Regions from separate parts of the Mus musculus genome. Here region 2 is linked to region 1. Evidence: chromatin loops called from intact Hi-C (ENCODE). Cell type or tissue: left cerebral cortex. All regions are shown on one strand.

Region 1 (8,000 bases):
TCCTAAATTATCTCCCATAGCTACTGTTATCCAACTCTGTCTGTTTTTCCCTTGTGTATTTGTCCATAATCCACGTGTTCATTCTAGCTCCTGTCCTCACTACTGATCTGTGTTTTGTTGTTGTTGTTTTTAAATATTATGTCTATGAGTACACTGTAGCTGTCTTCAGACACTCCAGAAGAGGGCGTCAGATCCCATTACAGATGGCTGTGAACCACCATGTGGTTGCTGGGAATTGAACTTAGGACCTCTGACAGAGCAGTCAATGCTCTTAAGCACTGAGCCATCTCTCCAGTCCTGATTTGTATTCTTATATTTTTGGTTGTGCACCTAGCTTTTAATGGCTGAGCTATCTATCGCTCCAGCCCCCTGATCTGTATTCTTATACACATCCATCAGGAGATAGGATATGTAGGTGTAGCCATAAAATCCAAATTCTTCTGTTTGTCCATGAGGCATTCAAACCCTACATCCACATCATTTACCCAGTACTACTCCGTACAAAGGGATGCTTTCTAACATCCCAGCCGTCTGACTGAGCCTGTGCCTCTCCTCGAACCTTCCAGAGTTGGCTTCCTGTTGCTATAACAAACAAACATAACCAAAACCAACTTGGAAGGGTTGTGGCTTCTACTTCTGGTTCACAGTTTATCACTGAGGGAACGCGGCAGAAACTCAAGTAGAACTGGAAAAGACCACTGCTTATTGGTTTGCTCATCTACCTTTTTAAAAACAACCCAGGCCCATCAACCCAGGAATGGCCCAGACCACAGTGGGCTGGACCCTCCAGCAACAATACATGATTAAGAAATTGCCCCACAGAAATGCCCACAGGGCAGTTTGATGGAGAGCCCCCAGATCGAGCTTTCCTTTCCCCATGTGACTCAAATAGTGTATGAAGCTGGCAAAAGCCAGCGCACCAACTGTCTAGCTTTACAGTCTCTGTGATGGTATATTTGCGTTGCTCTCTCATAAGTCACCACTGTCTACTGTTCAGTCTTAAGCTGCAAGGGTGTCACTAACTTTCCATATCCACATTGTAATTGTCCAGCAAGGAGTCTAGAGTTTCTCAATACTTCCTGCACACACACCAGTCCTGTTCCATGCCAGCTCTCTTCTTTCTTGGGCCTAATTTTCCTATTAGATGTAATTATGTATGTGCATGTATTTGTATGTCTGTGCATGTCTGTGCTTGTGATTCAAGGAGTCCTGGGAAGCCAGTGGTGTCCCCAGTGGTGTCCGAGCTGGAGTTACAGGAAGAGGGGGGTCACCTGACCTGAGCACTGGGAACCAGACTCCAGTCCTTTGTCTGAGCAGTATGCACTTTCCCAGCTGCACCCACATCTCTAGCCCCTGATTTTCCTATTTACAGTCTTCTCTTTTTACATCTAGTGGGATAGATTAGTTCATGGCTTTTAAAACTTTTCCTACTCACTATGTAAAGTTTACATGCACATAAAGTAGAATTACAAACAAAACACTTACTGATAATAAATTATACAGAAATTTATTTTAAAATTCTTTTGATATACATATAATTTTACTACCTGTTAAATAGGAAAGCAAATTTACATACTAATTAGATGTGTTTATCTGACATAATACCATCCAAAGATATACTATTTTAATATTTATCTGCTGAGAAATGGAACCAGGAAAACATTAGGTCTGCTTTCTGTAATGAAACGATTATTTCTGTAAGACCAGAAAACTGCAATGTACAGTAAAAAAAACTCTGCAGTTCATAATGAGAAGTCCAAAGCCTTGGGAATAAAATTTTCATTTCCTGGGAGGCACACTGGGTTCCCCAGGAGTTGCTGACAATGGGCCTTCAGTCAGATGGCCCTGACTTAGGGAGGCTAAGTCTGGAACTGCTGGAGGCCACCTAGCTGGAGGAGATAACAAGGCCAGAACAGAGCTGGTTTCCAAAATTCTTTGGTCTCAGCAATTACAATGAAACTAGGTTAACAACCAATCAGAATTGTACTAATGTTACTGCGTTGCCCCCCTATTGGAGGTTACCTAATCCTTCTGGAAAATTCTCTTAGCCCTCCATTAAAGGGGTCCATGAGCCCCTCAGGTGGTTGCCGTTTTGATAAATGGTTGGCCCCTGAATGCTGGTAATTTCTTCAGTAAACACTCTTCTTGCCTGTGCATCCTATTTGAGTCTGGGGTCTTCCTTCAGCTATTCTTGGACCCTAACAGGAACATATAAGTTTCAAATCTGAACAGAGGTATTTCAGGCAGTTTGCTGCTGTGAGTTGGTATAGTGGTGAGAACAGTGAAAGCTGTGTGAAGTTATCATGGGTGAATATTGCCCGAAATTTGTCAGATTCACCCCACCGTTTAAATTATGAATCAAGTTTTGGGTGTGGAGAATTTATCATGACTCTCCCCACCCCATTATGGGGCCATGATCTTTAGTTAAGAAACTCTGGTCTACACAGTTAAAACACAGGCTGAAAATACCCCCCATTCTAGTGGCATATTATCAGATTGTCTCAGTCTATCCTTAGTACCTGTCTGCCTGGATGACTTTGTTAGATTACTTATTTACTGAAGACGTTTTCAAATCGATGTCATCATTTGGTAAACTGTAAAAAACCAAGTAGGCTAAGGAAGCTAGGCAGGGCTGCTGGAGGACTCAACCTTGGGCTCACCTTTCCCGTCCTGCAAATAAACACTACCTGTTCGATGACAGGGATGTGTTAGTGCCTTAAATCACTTTCCAAACGCAAAATGTTTCTTTTCCATGGGCCTGTGACTTGCAACTACACTTTAAAAAATGTATGTGCCTGTTTAGTATACCCGTGCCATGTGTGTGTAGGATCCTCTGGAACCGGAATTATAGTAGTTGTGACTGGCCCAACCAGGTGCTGAACCAAGCCACCACCACCCAGGCTTGGTTAGCCATTCTACCTAAATCCATTGTTTGTTTGTTTGTTTTTTTTTTTCTTTTCTTTTTCTTCTTCTTCGAGGAAACAGGGTCTCTCTGTGTAGCCCCTCCTGTCAACAGGTTGGCCTCAAACTCAAGAGATCCGCCTGCCTCTGCCTCCCAAGGGATGGGATTAAAGGCGTGTGCCACCACCGCTCGGCTTGAGTTAAAACCGTTTGAAGATAATGAGGGCTTGTGAGATGGCTGAACAGGAAAAAGCGCGGACGACCAGAGTTCGGTTCCCGGAGCCCAAGGTGGAAGGAGTAAGCCCTCAAGTTATTCTCTGAACTTCACTCACGGAGCACGCATACACAAGCGCGCGCTAGATAATACTTAACATTTTAACATTTAATAAAGGCAGAAAGAGGTGTCACAAGAGTTCCTGCCAAACGCAAAAAAAAACCTTGAACTTCCCAACTTAAAAAAAAAAAAACAACAAAAACCAACCACTTGTATCATTGCATCTCAAAACAACGCACCAACGTTTCTAGAGAGCAAAAGTGTGCTCACTTCCATGATCCATCGAGCTTCTGTGACTCAGGCTAAGGATTCCGGGTTTCCTCCCGGCACACCGGCTCCGCGGGAGGGAGAACACCTTCCAACCGTCCCCACCGAGGGCACCAACTGGTGCGTCGCAGGGCGCTCGAACGCCCCAGTGTGACGTCCTCCGGACCGCACCTGGGTCCAGAGGAAGAAGGTCAGAGGACGCAAGTCTTCAGGAGCAGCCGGAGGAAAAAAAAAACAGGCTGACTTCCTATGACCGTAAACGCCATGGTGGAGCAAGAACGAAAGGCTGGGGAGCAACAAGAGCTACACATCCCACGCTACAAACAACGCACCACGCCCACTTCACATCGCGGATTGGTCTTTCCCGGCCACCGTCACGCGCATGCTCCCTGAGGGCACTAGGGTTTGGAGAGGCCCTGCTGGTGGCATACTTCCGGCGTTGCACTTCCGGCCTGTTGGTGGCCGCGTTTGCCGAAACCCTGTATCCTGACACCCCGGTGGCGCCTGGTCGTTGCCTTCTTGGGCCTGGCGGTTGCCGAGGGATTTGAGGGGCGGGAATCGCGGAGACGCGTTTGGATCCTCTAGGTGGGAAGCAGGCTCTTCCGATCGCGGCCTCAGGGGCGCCGAAGGCTCACACCCCTAGCCATGGACTGCAGTCTGGACAGGATGGCTTCGGTGGTCCCCGGGCAATTTGACGACGCGGATTCCTCAGACAGGTAGGCGGCCGGTGGTGACACAGGGACTCCTCCGATTCCGCCAGCTCCACATTGGGCTCGGGGAGCTGACAGCTGACGGCTTTGGATTTTTCTCGGGGTGAGCAGCTTGTGAAAGCTACCTACCTGTCAGTGGGTCCCGGGACGTTTAGCAGAGAAGCAAGAGTTGGGGACCACTGAGGAAGGTGGGCCTTTTTTTTTTCCTTTCTTTTCTTCATACAGGCTTCCATACACAGTGAGCAAAAGTTTTACCTCTGCGAGTATGATGAACAAGACAAATCAAGTCACTACTGTCTTTTTGGAAAGGAGGGCAAACCAAGAGGCTAGCACCTACAGCGTAGCGGAGAGAATTGAGGCAAAAAAGGGAGGCCAGCCAGGTCGAGCCTTCCAAGTGACTGTGAGGAGTTAAGATCCTGTTCAGGTCTTACAGGCCAGAGGAGGGCTTTTGCAGCGACAGAGCATCCGTCATTTGATTTATGAATTAAAGGAACTGGTGAGTCATGTAGAAGATGTTCGTAGAGAGGAGTGGAGCAGAGAATCAGTAAATAAATAAATAACCAGCTTCAAACCGGATGGCTCCTAGAGCTGCTGTCGTAGAACGACTTCGAGGTAGCAGTGTTGAGGTTTTGTGGTGAAATTGGATGTGAGGTCCAAAAGCAAGCAGTGACGGAAAACTTCCCGTTCAAAAGAAAAGAGAATTTACACATAGCCATTTTGAAACAACAAAGAGTTTTGCGTACCTTATAGTCAGGAAGATTTTATTCATCAATTGTGAGCGGTTGTGATAAGTATATATATTGACCACTCTGTGTGTCAGATCGAGTGGTAGGGAAATATTGGTGACTACCGTTTTGATTGCCACAGGGGTTGGCCTCTGCTAGGGGAGATAGATATTCACACGAGGTAAATTATTTGAATTAAAATTGGTGAATAGTACAAAGGAAAAAAATGAGTGATCAATAACATATGGTAAATAGAGGGTAAGTAGGGCTTAGCCGGAGATGTTGGAGATTTCCAGCCTTCCACTGAGGAATGGGCACATCATCTCAGAGAAATCCTTACGGAAGCGTTTAAGTGGGAAGAAGGGACAAGCTTACTTTGCCCACAGGCCCCATACACGCAGGATATTGTGAGACTGCACCCATGGTCCTCTGCTGGATCTGATTTTGCCATTGCACCAATCCAGAGACATTTTTATATGTCACACCTGGGCTGAGACACTAGTGGTATCTGGTAGGTAGTTCCGCATAAGACAACCTCACAGCAGAGGATTGACTAGTTGAGAGCATTCACATAGTTGTGCCTTTAACATACCTGTCTAGATTATTAGATTTGTAAGTGAAGAGTAATTTATGTATGATACTTATGAAGCCCTAGTAAACTGCAGCTATCAAATGATAGTCTCCTTCCTACTCATGCCCGTGGGCATTTAAAGCCCTGTGGGCTGTAGCCAATTAATAAATTGGAGTTGACGACTGAACTTATTTAAGACCCATTGGGGGCCAGGTGTGGTGGTACAGCGTCTTTAATCCCAGCACTCTAGAAGCAGAAGCATCTGATATTGATGATTTCAAGGTCAGCTCTAGCTTCATAGTGTCTTCAGGGCAGCCAGACCCAACAGGGAGCTCTGTCTCAAACAAGACTAAACAACAAAGGGGAAGGGGGTGGGAGAGGCGGGGCGGCCTGAGGTGCTGGGGATTAGGTCTGTGGCAGAGTGATTACCTAGAGAGGGAAAGGCTCTGGGTCCTCAGAACTAGAAGAAAAAAAAATGGCTCTTTTTATGGTCAGGTGAGGTACACACATCTTTAATCTTAGCACCTGGGACACAGAGGCAGGAAAGGTCAAAGCTAGCAACACTGAATTGAATTTTATTGAATTTGGTGGTAAATATGTTTTGTTTGGAATGTACAATGTTTTAAAAAAAATTGAACCTGGCAATTATGTGAAAAAAATTACATAAATATTGAGTGTTTTAGCTTCTTGAAAAACTAGGAAGATCAGTAACAACAGGGTCTGCATCTTTTGTGAACCTCTCCTCCCTTTGGCTGTACTTTTGTCTCTCTAGACCACTTCTCTTGATAGTCCCCCCTTGTTGTCCTATACTTGGCCCACTTCACTGTGTAGTCTTGGGCCTCTCCATCACTGCTTCCTTTTATAAATAAAGGTGATTTGGAGTTATTTGTGTCTTAGGAGTGTCTTGCTACGGCTCCTGGTATTACAGAGAGTTAAGGAAAGGCAAATTTTGATACACACACCCCTGAAAGTAGGTGTATGAATGATTTGACTAGAGTCTGGTCTTGTGCACTAGTCAGAGTCAGTTCATTTACCCAAGATGATAGTGTAAATTCTAACTTGACTTAAGGCAAAAGCAAAGCCAACACCCACTGACGGTACACGGACGTGGAGAATAAAGCATTGCTGCAGATGAGGAGACAGAGAACTTGATGTTAAGAAGACGGAGCAGATTGGGGAACGTAAGGTGTGTATGTGTGTGTTTTTCCCTTTGGAGGATGGATAAACATGCCAGAACATTCTTGTTCCTAGTGAAAACAAAGAACTGCAGCCAATCCATGCAGAAGATGGCGGCGTTCTACTTAAAAGCCTCCAGAATGCTGCAGCAGAGGTGAAGGGCGACGCTGAGACCGATGAGGAAGACGACTATGATGATGATGATGATTGGTACTTGGACGATGCAACTGGAAAACTCACCAAGGGTTGTACCTGGAATGGCGGCAGTAACTATCAGGTGTGTAAGGAATTCTGTAAATCTGTGTTATCTGCTTGTCTGTGTTCCAGTGTGTGTGTGGGGGGAGAGGGGGACAGGCCGGGTGTCTTCCTCAACAGTTCTCCACTTCATCTTTTCTTTATGTGTGTGGATGTGTCTGTGTGAGTGTATACACATGTGTGTGCACATACCTGTGCGCATGTGGGGAAGGCAGAAGTGGATACCAAGTCCCTCCCTTGGAGCTGGAGTTACAGATAAATAACTAAACAGGGATCCACAACATCTAAGCAGGTTCTTATGTGTGTGCTGGGATCCAGTTCCAGTCCTGACATCACTGAGCCTGAAGCTCACTGTTTAGCCAGCCACTGGCTCATGTCTTCCAGACACCCTTCTCTCTCTCATCTGCCCCAGTGCTGGGATCACAGATGTTTGCCACTGAGTTTGCCTTTTTATGTGGGTGCTGAGGACTGAACTTAGTTCTCAGACTTGAATGAGAATAATTTATGGGCTGAGCCATCTTTCCAGGCCATGTAGTTTTTTAAAAAGGCTTTGTGATTCTGTAGGATATATTGTCTTAGAGCCCTGGCTTTTACTGATTTTTTTTCTTTCTTTGTGCTTTTCATATTTCTCATAATTTCTTGTATTTGGATTCTTTCAATAATCAGTAAATGTTAATAGTTACTGAAGTGTCATAAGATGAATGAACTTAAAAATATACAAAGGAAAAGCCACAACTAAACTATTAACTGTAGACCATTTATGGAACAGAAATGGGGCTGGGAATGTAGCTCAATAGTAAAGCATTTGGCTGGCGTACAAAAGATTCTGGGGTCTGTTCCTGGCTTCCCAGCACAGCAGGGGGAAAAATATTGAAACTCATTGGTAACTAGAGAAGTGTAGCTGAGCTGGTGGTACAGTACTGTAGCCCCAGCTACCTGTGAAGAAGAGGTTTAGAAGGATCCCAAGTTCAAGGCCAGCCTGGAATACAAAGTAAGTTTTGGTAACTCCTATACTAAGTCACTGGTGAGACTGGATAATTTCATCATGGACTGTGTTACACTGTATATATATATATAGTACTGTTGGCTACTGTAACTGTTTGTTCCTGGTGATTATAATA
Region 2 (8,000 bases), 600 kb before region 1:
AGAAACTAAACTTTCCCTGACTCTTTTTTAATATTAGAAACACCTTTCCCATTCTTCACACTTCTGAATCTTTCCCAGTCCTGAAGCCTCTCCTGGGTTGAGGCTCTAATTAAACCTAGAGAATGTCCTAGAGGAGAAAGAAACGGAGGCACACTGGCGGCTCTCCAATATTCTAAATCATCTCTTCCCGATCCACCTACTACTCGTCGTCATTTTCTGGAGTCCTCAAACGGCTGATTTACATCCATTATGCCCAGACTTTATAACCCTTTTGGGAGCAGACTCAGAACTGAGTTCACCAGAACCCTACAGTCTAATCAGAAGGATCTTTTTAAACCACAAATGTAGTCACACCACTCCCCTGTTTCGGGTCTATAAAGCACCTGCTCTTGTGCCCCTAAACCCTCCATGTTTGCCCTGTCTCCTTTTCTCTCCAGCTTCCGGCCATCACTGTCTTGTCCTCAGCATTATTGCTGGGCCATGTGCAGCTCCCAGCACACAATGCATCTGAGAGCCCCAGCACACAACACCAGTGGCCTTGTCTAAGATGTGCTTTGCCCTTCTGTCCCTGGATACTGTCCCAGAAATCTCAGAAGAAACCACAATGGAGTCCTCTTCCAGTCAAGAGTTCGTAACACATTCTATTCTAGACTATGATCATCGTATACAAGCAACTGTTTAGTCCCCAGCCTTCGACACTAGCCAGTGAGCACCATGAAAGCAGACATGGTGCTTTTTCCAGCTTCTAATAGAGAATCTAGCACATGTTGGCAAGTGATGACCTATGGAATTGAATCTAAGTATCAGCAGTGCCTTGGGGAAGCAAATGCCCTGCTCCCAATGACATCCCTCCTCTGCTTATGTCTCTGATAGCAGGTTGCCATCATTCTTAGTTAACAATAGGCCCCCCACTCTGCATCTGAGATTCTACCTTGGATCCTGCACATCTGTCTCAACCATCAGGTCTTCAGTCTGTCTTTAAACTCCTAGAACAGAGTGTCACTCCCTGAAGTGACCACACAGTGACCTCAGGCAATACCTATGGGGTTGCATCACGCTCATTGCCCATAACACCCGAGAGAAGCAGCCACTGCCTCCTTTGACTGGTTCCATGATAACCACAAGATACTGGTAAAGTGGACAAGAGACTTCCTGGCTCACTTTACCCCCGATTTCCATGCCTTCTACCCCTCTAATCCACCCACCTGATTGGATGAATTGTCCAACAAGAAGCTGGTACACAAAGCATGGAAGTCATAATTTTCTGGTAACTCCTTTTTAAAATAGAAAATGGTTAGGATTCATGTCAATAATGTATATTAGGACTAGCACAGTCGGTTAACTATGGATGAGAAGACAATGAATATTACAAAACAGCTAGTAGAGAGGATTTGAGATATTCTCAACCCAAAAAATAATTACTCTGTGAGCTGGTAGACACGAGACATGACATCACACTCTGAGCTCATGTATTGACATGATCCATGAATATGAGCAATCCATGTGTCAATCAAAAGTTTTAAATACATGCCAAGTGTCAAAGTGTATTTTATTTAACCCAGCTCCTCGGAGTGTTATCATTTCAGTATGCAATCAAGATTTTTGTAAAGTACTGGCAAGCAATATCACATTTTTGGCTTTGTATTGACTTTAAATTGCAGTCTGGGACCTGGAAAGATGAGTCAGCATTTTAAGAGCACTCACTACTCTTACGAAGGACCCAGGTTCAGTTCCCAGCACCCATATGTCCACTCACAATTGTTCCTAATTTCAGTTCTAGGGGAGTTGATGCTCTTTTCTGACCTCTGCTGGCAACACACACACACACAGTGCACATACATACAAGTAAGCAATCATACACATAAAATAAAAATAATTCTTTTATAAAAACTTATAAAACAGAATCCTGGGCTGGAGAGATGGCTCAGCGGTTAAGAACATTGACTGCTTCTTCCGGAGGTCCTGAGTTCAATCCCCAGCAACCACATGGTGGCTCACAACCATCTGTAATGGGATCTGATGCCCTCTACTGGTGTGTCGGAACACAGCTACAGTGTACTCATAGAAATAAAATAAATCTTAAACAAACAAACAAACAAACAAACAAACAGAATCCTCTGTGTGTATGTGTGTGTTTAAAACACACACACACACATATATATATACATATACACATACATATATATATGTGTGTATATGTATTTGTGTGTGTGTGTGTGTGTGTGTGTGTGTGTGTGTGTGTGTGTGTGTGTGTGTGTGTTTGTCTTTTGAGACAAGTCCTCTCTTTGTAACCCTGGCTGTCCTGGAACTTGCTCTGTAGCTGGGCTCCAACTCAAAGCTTTGCCTGTCAAGTGCTAGGATTAAAGGCACAACTGTGGTTTTATTTTATTTTAACTTGGCACCTTTGTTTTATTTTGTGAAAGGGTCTCTATGTAGTTCAGGCTGACCTCCTCCTCACCTGGTAGGCAAGGATGGCCTTGAACTCCTGGTCCTCCTGCTTCCACTTCTGGAGGGCTGAGATTCTAGGTTTACAGTGCCTGCCTAGTGTTGTATATTTATAACATCTGCCACTTTGGTCTAACCCCATTTCAAGCTCTCAGTGGCCACAGGAAGCTGGTAGTTGACACCACTTTGGATAACACGTGACTGGAGGTTAAGCCCTATAGATAGCAACAGTAACTGCCAATCATTACTTTCTGCTTACAATGTTGCTGTGTGCTTCCCGTTTGCCTCCTACTCCGGGCTTTGGGTGCTCATCAGACTTAATCTTTGTAGCAATCCCTGATCCAGGGACTATTTAAAATCGATACTGTAGGAAACAGTCTCACAGACTAAGAATTCACCTATGATAGACACAGGAAACTGAGCAGCAGAGACAAGACTACAGCCAGACGCCCAGCTGGAGTCTTCTCGCTTCTTAGCATTGCTAACCAATCAGCAGACCTAGAGAACTTGATAACTCTAGGTTATCAAGGACACACCGAAAATACATATATTGACTGAATGTATCATGAACAACATAATCAAAGAGGCTTACGTTTTGACTTCATTTTGCTTTTCCAGGATGCACTCTGGCCAAGCACCCTACCACTGATCTGCATGGCCAGCCCAACCCAAATGCTTTGATGTGTAAATTCATGTTTTGAGAGTGGTAAGGATAAGCTTACCCTTTCGGAAAACACCCCTCCCCTTTCTGCTCCTTTTCTCTCTCTGACCCCTTTCTCCCTCTCTCCCCTCCCTCCCTCCTTCCCCCTCTCTCCACATGTTCCTGGCCAGCTGCTGCTTTCTTCTTCTTCTTCTTCTTCTTCTTCTTCTTCTTCTTCTTCTTCTTCTTCTTCTTCTTCTTCTTCTTCTTCTTCTTTTTCTTTTCTTCTTCTTTTCTTCTTTTTCTTTTCTTCTTCTTCTTTTTCTCTTCTTCTTCTTCTTCTTCTTCTTCTTCTTCTTCTTCTTCTTCTTCTTCTTCTTCTTCTTCTCCTCCTCCTCCTCCTCCTCCTCCTCCTCCCCTCCCCTCCCCCTCCTTGTCCTCCTCCCTCTTCTTCTCTTCTCTTCTCTCTGCCTCCTCTCTTTCTCTGCCTCTACTCCCTTCTCAATTCCCCTTCTCATGCCCCCAAATAAACTCTATTCTATACAAGAAAGAAAGAAAAAAGCCCACCCCACCCCACCCATACCAGCACAGGGCTAGGAGACTATCAAGCCACAGAGAGGGCTGGGTTTATTATGTTCCCAAGCTCTGGGAGCTTCATGGAGGAGTAGCTTAGGGAACGTTGGGTTTCTCCAGAGTTGACAGACAGTTAAGGGTAAGAGAAGCCCACTGTAGTTTTAGTCCTCGTGCTTATATTTATCATTCAAGGATAGATGAAAGATGCCAATAAATACTCTTATCTAAAAGATAGTTCTTGGCATTTCCCTTTCACGCTACTAAGAACTTGTAAAACAGAGCTGGGGAGAGGTAATCAGGCTTCCGTAATTTACCCACCAAGCCCATTGCCCAGTAGTTCTCCAGTTCTACCAGGAGATGGCAGTAGTAATCAACGACAAAATCTTGTTGCTCGGCCTCCGGCAGCTTCTCATTGTCCTGTGGACATTTCCTGCATCTAATCTGATGCTTATGAAAACTATTTCCTCCTTTCAAAAGCACAAGCCCAAACAGAAACTAACCTCACCCTACAGATAAAGGATGTTTGTGCCTTTCCAGTTGTCGAATCCTCCCAACTATGGCTTGACTGTCAAGTATTTTCCCAGCAGCTACACGTTCGGTCCAGGAAGCAAAGCAAAAGATGCCGAACTTCCTCTGAGGGGCAGCACCCATCCAGCCACTACTGCGATCCCAACTCCGAGAAGTGGAGCGCGTGGAAGGATGCTGCGTGAATGACCAATTCTTTTTGCTATGAGAACGACTTTCCCAACACCCGAGCAGCTCAATCCAGATATTTGTCCAGATGCAGCACCCAGCTGTCTTTGAGCACGCAAACACAGGTTTCATGGCGTCCTTCTTGAGAGATGGCATTAAAATGGCTATTGCTGACACGCTGCAGAACAGCGGTAGGGCAGCTCAGACAGGGAAGGTTTGGAGAAGCCACAATGAAGTGTCCAGACAGAATTAAAAGTTTAGCGTGAGGGTGGGGGAAATCACATAATCAAATTAAGAAGTGATAATGGGGGAGTGGAAGGCAAGAAAGTCTCTATCCTTGAGTCTCAGCACTAGGTCGTGCTTAGAGTCTCTGATAGTGTATATGAAGAACCCTGAGGAAAGTTTAGAACATACTCGGTCTCCTTTCTCACCTGCAGGCAGGAAGCAGCTGGACGACCAGGGCGACTTGGCTTTGGGATTTGGAAAAGCAACGAAAGCTCTGGAAACTCCATTTCCTCATTTCCCTGCATGTTAATTAGAGATGGCAGTCCCGAACTGGCAAACGGTCAGGAGGCAGAGCAAACTGGCCGCCCAACGATGTTCAAGCCAGATAGTTAGAAACATAGATGATTGGACTTTCAATTTTGAAAACCAGACTTACAGAAATATTTTCAATAATTATACAAAGAAGTCCTATATACCTTTTAGAGGTTCTCAGAACAGTAAGATGAAAGCAGGATGCAATAATCAAGATCAGAAAATAACATTTACATGGGACTAGTATTACCTAACTTTCAGACCTTATTTAAGTGTTACTTGGTGTCCTTTTCTGGCTCAGGATGAAACAATGAATCTGTTGTCTGTGTCTCTCAAGTTCTCTTAAACTTGAAAGTTGCTGGGTCCTTTTTTTTCCCTCGTGACCTTGACACTTCCCAAGAGTACTACCAATCTTTTGATGAACTATGTCTTGGTTTGGGTGTGCCTGAGGTTTTCTCTTGATTAAATTCAAGCCAAGCTGTTGTGGCAGGAGTCGGACAGGAATGAGGTTCCTGTACATCGTATTGGAAGGCTCTCGCTGCTGACTTAGCCATTACTAGTGATCATTTTGGCCTCTTGCTTAGGATGGAGGCCAGCAAGGTCCTCTGCCGTAGTGTTACAAACTGTGTAAGTGTCTTGATCCTTAGCGTACCTTTGCCCTCTAATTTTTGCATATTCATAATCTCTACCTAAAATAATTACTACCCTGGTATTTACCAAATGGCATTTTTATTGTTATTGCTACACAGATTTGTACTTGAAAAATACATTCTACTGATTCTGGGATGTGTTTTGTTTGTTTGTTGGGGAGTTATCTCACTGAAAATTGGTCCCCAGGCTTTGCAAGCAAGTGAGCTACCACCAAGCTACATTCCCTGACTTCCTGATTGCTTTATTAAATATGTGGAGAAATATTGTGCCTCCCAGAATGTTTAACCCATTTCCATTTTGTGTTTTTATTATTTTACATAATGTTTTATTTCATGTCTTAATAGGTCTTATAGGACATTGAGATTATTCCAAGTGTAGTGCTAGTTTGAAAACTTACTGGACATTCATTTAAGCCCAAAATCTTATTCCATCACCTGTAATATTAGCACCTATGGAGAAAGAGAGAGAGAGAGAGAGAGAGAGAGAGAGAGAGTCAGAAGCCCTACCCTAGCCCAGAATCAACTATCATTCCATACCGTCCCTCCCCCACCTCACACACCCACCAGACTTGCTAAGACTTCGTTACTTTAGCGAAGAATGTCTGAGACCCTCTTCTCTCTGCATGAAAATACATCACAGCACCCCTGGAGAGCTTCTCAAATTCTGTTCCTGGGGGGGGGGGGTGGAGGGTGACGGGTAGATTCCAGTCTCCCCTAGAGCAAGCCTTTCCTTTTCTTGTAACCGGAGAAAAGTCACCTGCTGTCTTGGATAAGCATCACTAAGGGGTGTTGATTTCCACAGCACCAGAAGCGTCCGATTTAAGGGAAGGGTTGAAACAACACTTCAACCGCAGGAAGAAGGGCCTGCCCAGGTCTGCGGGGAGGTAGGAATTTACCAAAGCCACCCAATGAAAAGCCACTGGTGATGAACACCGATTTCACACCTATTACCTAGGGGGATGGTCTTTAACCAGTCCTGGTGTCATTTGCAAGTGAGCTAAGCAGATATCATTCAGCAAGCTCTGCAGTGTGGCAACCGAGCTCTTACGGGAACTTGTATTGTTTTCCAAAGCCGGGTAAGAGTGTGTCTGCCTTCACGGACTCCACGAGGCAGGAACAGAGCAGGACAGCTCAGCTGTCGGGGTACAAACTGGAGTAATAATAACACCTGTGCGAATGTGGCCTTCTGCGCCTTGCACTCTGAAGTAGGTATGGAATGTGGTTTTTAGAACAAGGAGGTTCAAGAGTGAGTGTGATTGCAGGACCCCGCCCCCTCAAAAGCCCAGGGGGGAAAGTCTGTGCTAGCGGGAAAGCCTTGTGCATGTGGGGAAACTGAGCCACATGCAGAGTGGCTACAGGACTGATGAGGACTGGAGGGACAAGACGGAAGATTCAGAGAAGCCCAATCTATTGCTGAGAACCGAGGGGTGTTGTGTAGAGGAGTGTTGGTGTATATTCATGATACATTGCAATGGCTCGCACAGGAACATCTTCACAGCAGTCTGCAATGTATTTTGACCACGGTCCCCACGTATCCCCACGTATCCCCACGTATCCCCACGTATCCCCACGTATCCCCACATATCCCCACGTATCCCCAGGTACTGCTTTGTCTTTTCCTTCCCCTCCTCCCTCTGTTGCCCCTGCTTAGCCCTAGTCGGTTTTGCTTCTTCTTCAAGTAATACATGTAGTCACAATTGTGTCTACTGCTATAAAATCTAGGCTCCACAAATAAGATCATCTGTAATATTTGTCTTTCTGGATGTAATTAAGTTTGTACCCCTTACTGATATCCACATACAAGCATTTTCTTGAAAATGGGGTCTTCCTCTTCTTCTTCTTCTTCTTCTTCTTCTTCTTCTTCTTCTTCTTCTTCTTCTTCTTCTTCTTCTTCTTCTGGCTGAATCCCATAGAGTGGAGCCACCAGTCCAGGAAAACAAACAAACAAACAAACAAACAAGAAAATTGACGCTTTTTCCTTTCAAGGCATGCAGCATCTACTGCCAAGACCCAGACCAGGAGCTATAGAAGACTCGGGAAAGCAGAGAGAATTGATGGGAGGAAGGGTGTGGGGTCCATGGATGTGAAGGGTACAGCTCATGAGAGTCAGAAAGTCATAGGGAACTGGAGAGGAGATGCTTGAACAAGACGTCCCAAGTGTCACGCCCCAGGTCAGAGAGCACCTGTTAGGGAGGTCTCTGCTTTAACGCCATTTCCCAGAAACTGGAGGCTCTCTGCATCCTGCTTTCTTGAACTTGGGTTCCCTCAGAGCCCAGACAATATACCACTAGCCCGGAGACAGTGGAGACAACTCGGTGGCCATGCTCAAAATGGCAGCGCAGATCAAAGGACTGGAAGGCCCATGGGGAACATCTGCTGTCCTCTAGATCACCGCAGAAACCAAAGTTCATCATAAGGGCAGCAGGTACTGATGTTTCTTTAGGCTCAGGTTTCACTTGCAT

Evidence for each region. Hi-C counts contacts between places; a loop is a spot of excess contacts. Peaks named below come from ENCODE experiments on the same cell type or tissue, not always from the same donor. Only the 100,000 strongest peaks of a DNase experiment are listed, where the experiment ranks them.
Region 2: it touches region 1 in a loop (3-fold over the local background); 8 of 42 quality-filtered maps call a loop at or near these places.

Annotation. Positions count from the first base shown.
Region 1 is chr13:38,033,374-38,041,373 of GRCm38, forward strand. Cage1 (cancer antigen 1) reads right to left here and starts at 3,564. Exons shown (of 13, transcript NM_027724.2): 1 at 3,446-3,564. It overlaps Riok1 (RIO kinase 1), which reads left to right and starts at 3,616. Exons shown (of 17, transcript NM_024242.3): 1 at 3,616-4,158; 2 at 6,700-6,901. The coding sequence starts at 4,088. In left cerebral cortex, a CTCF peak has its summit at 3,906; a DNase peak (open chromatin) is centred at 3,810; H3K4me3 peaks cover 2,269 bases; H3K27ac peaks cover 1,205 bases.
Region 2 is chr13:37,430,214-37,438,213 of GRCm38, forward strand. It overlaps Gm4035 (predicted gene 4035), which reads right to left and starts at 4,908. Exons shown (of 2, transcript NR_167664.1): 1 at 4,783-4,908. In left cerebral cortex, CTCF peaks have their summits at 1,735, 2,032 (motif pointing left), 4,011 (motif pointing right) and 4,212; DNase peaks (open chromatin) are centred at 222 and 4,129; H3K4me3 peaks cover 929 bases; H3K27ac peaks cover 467 bases.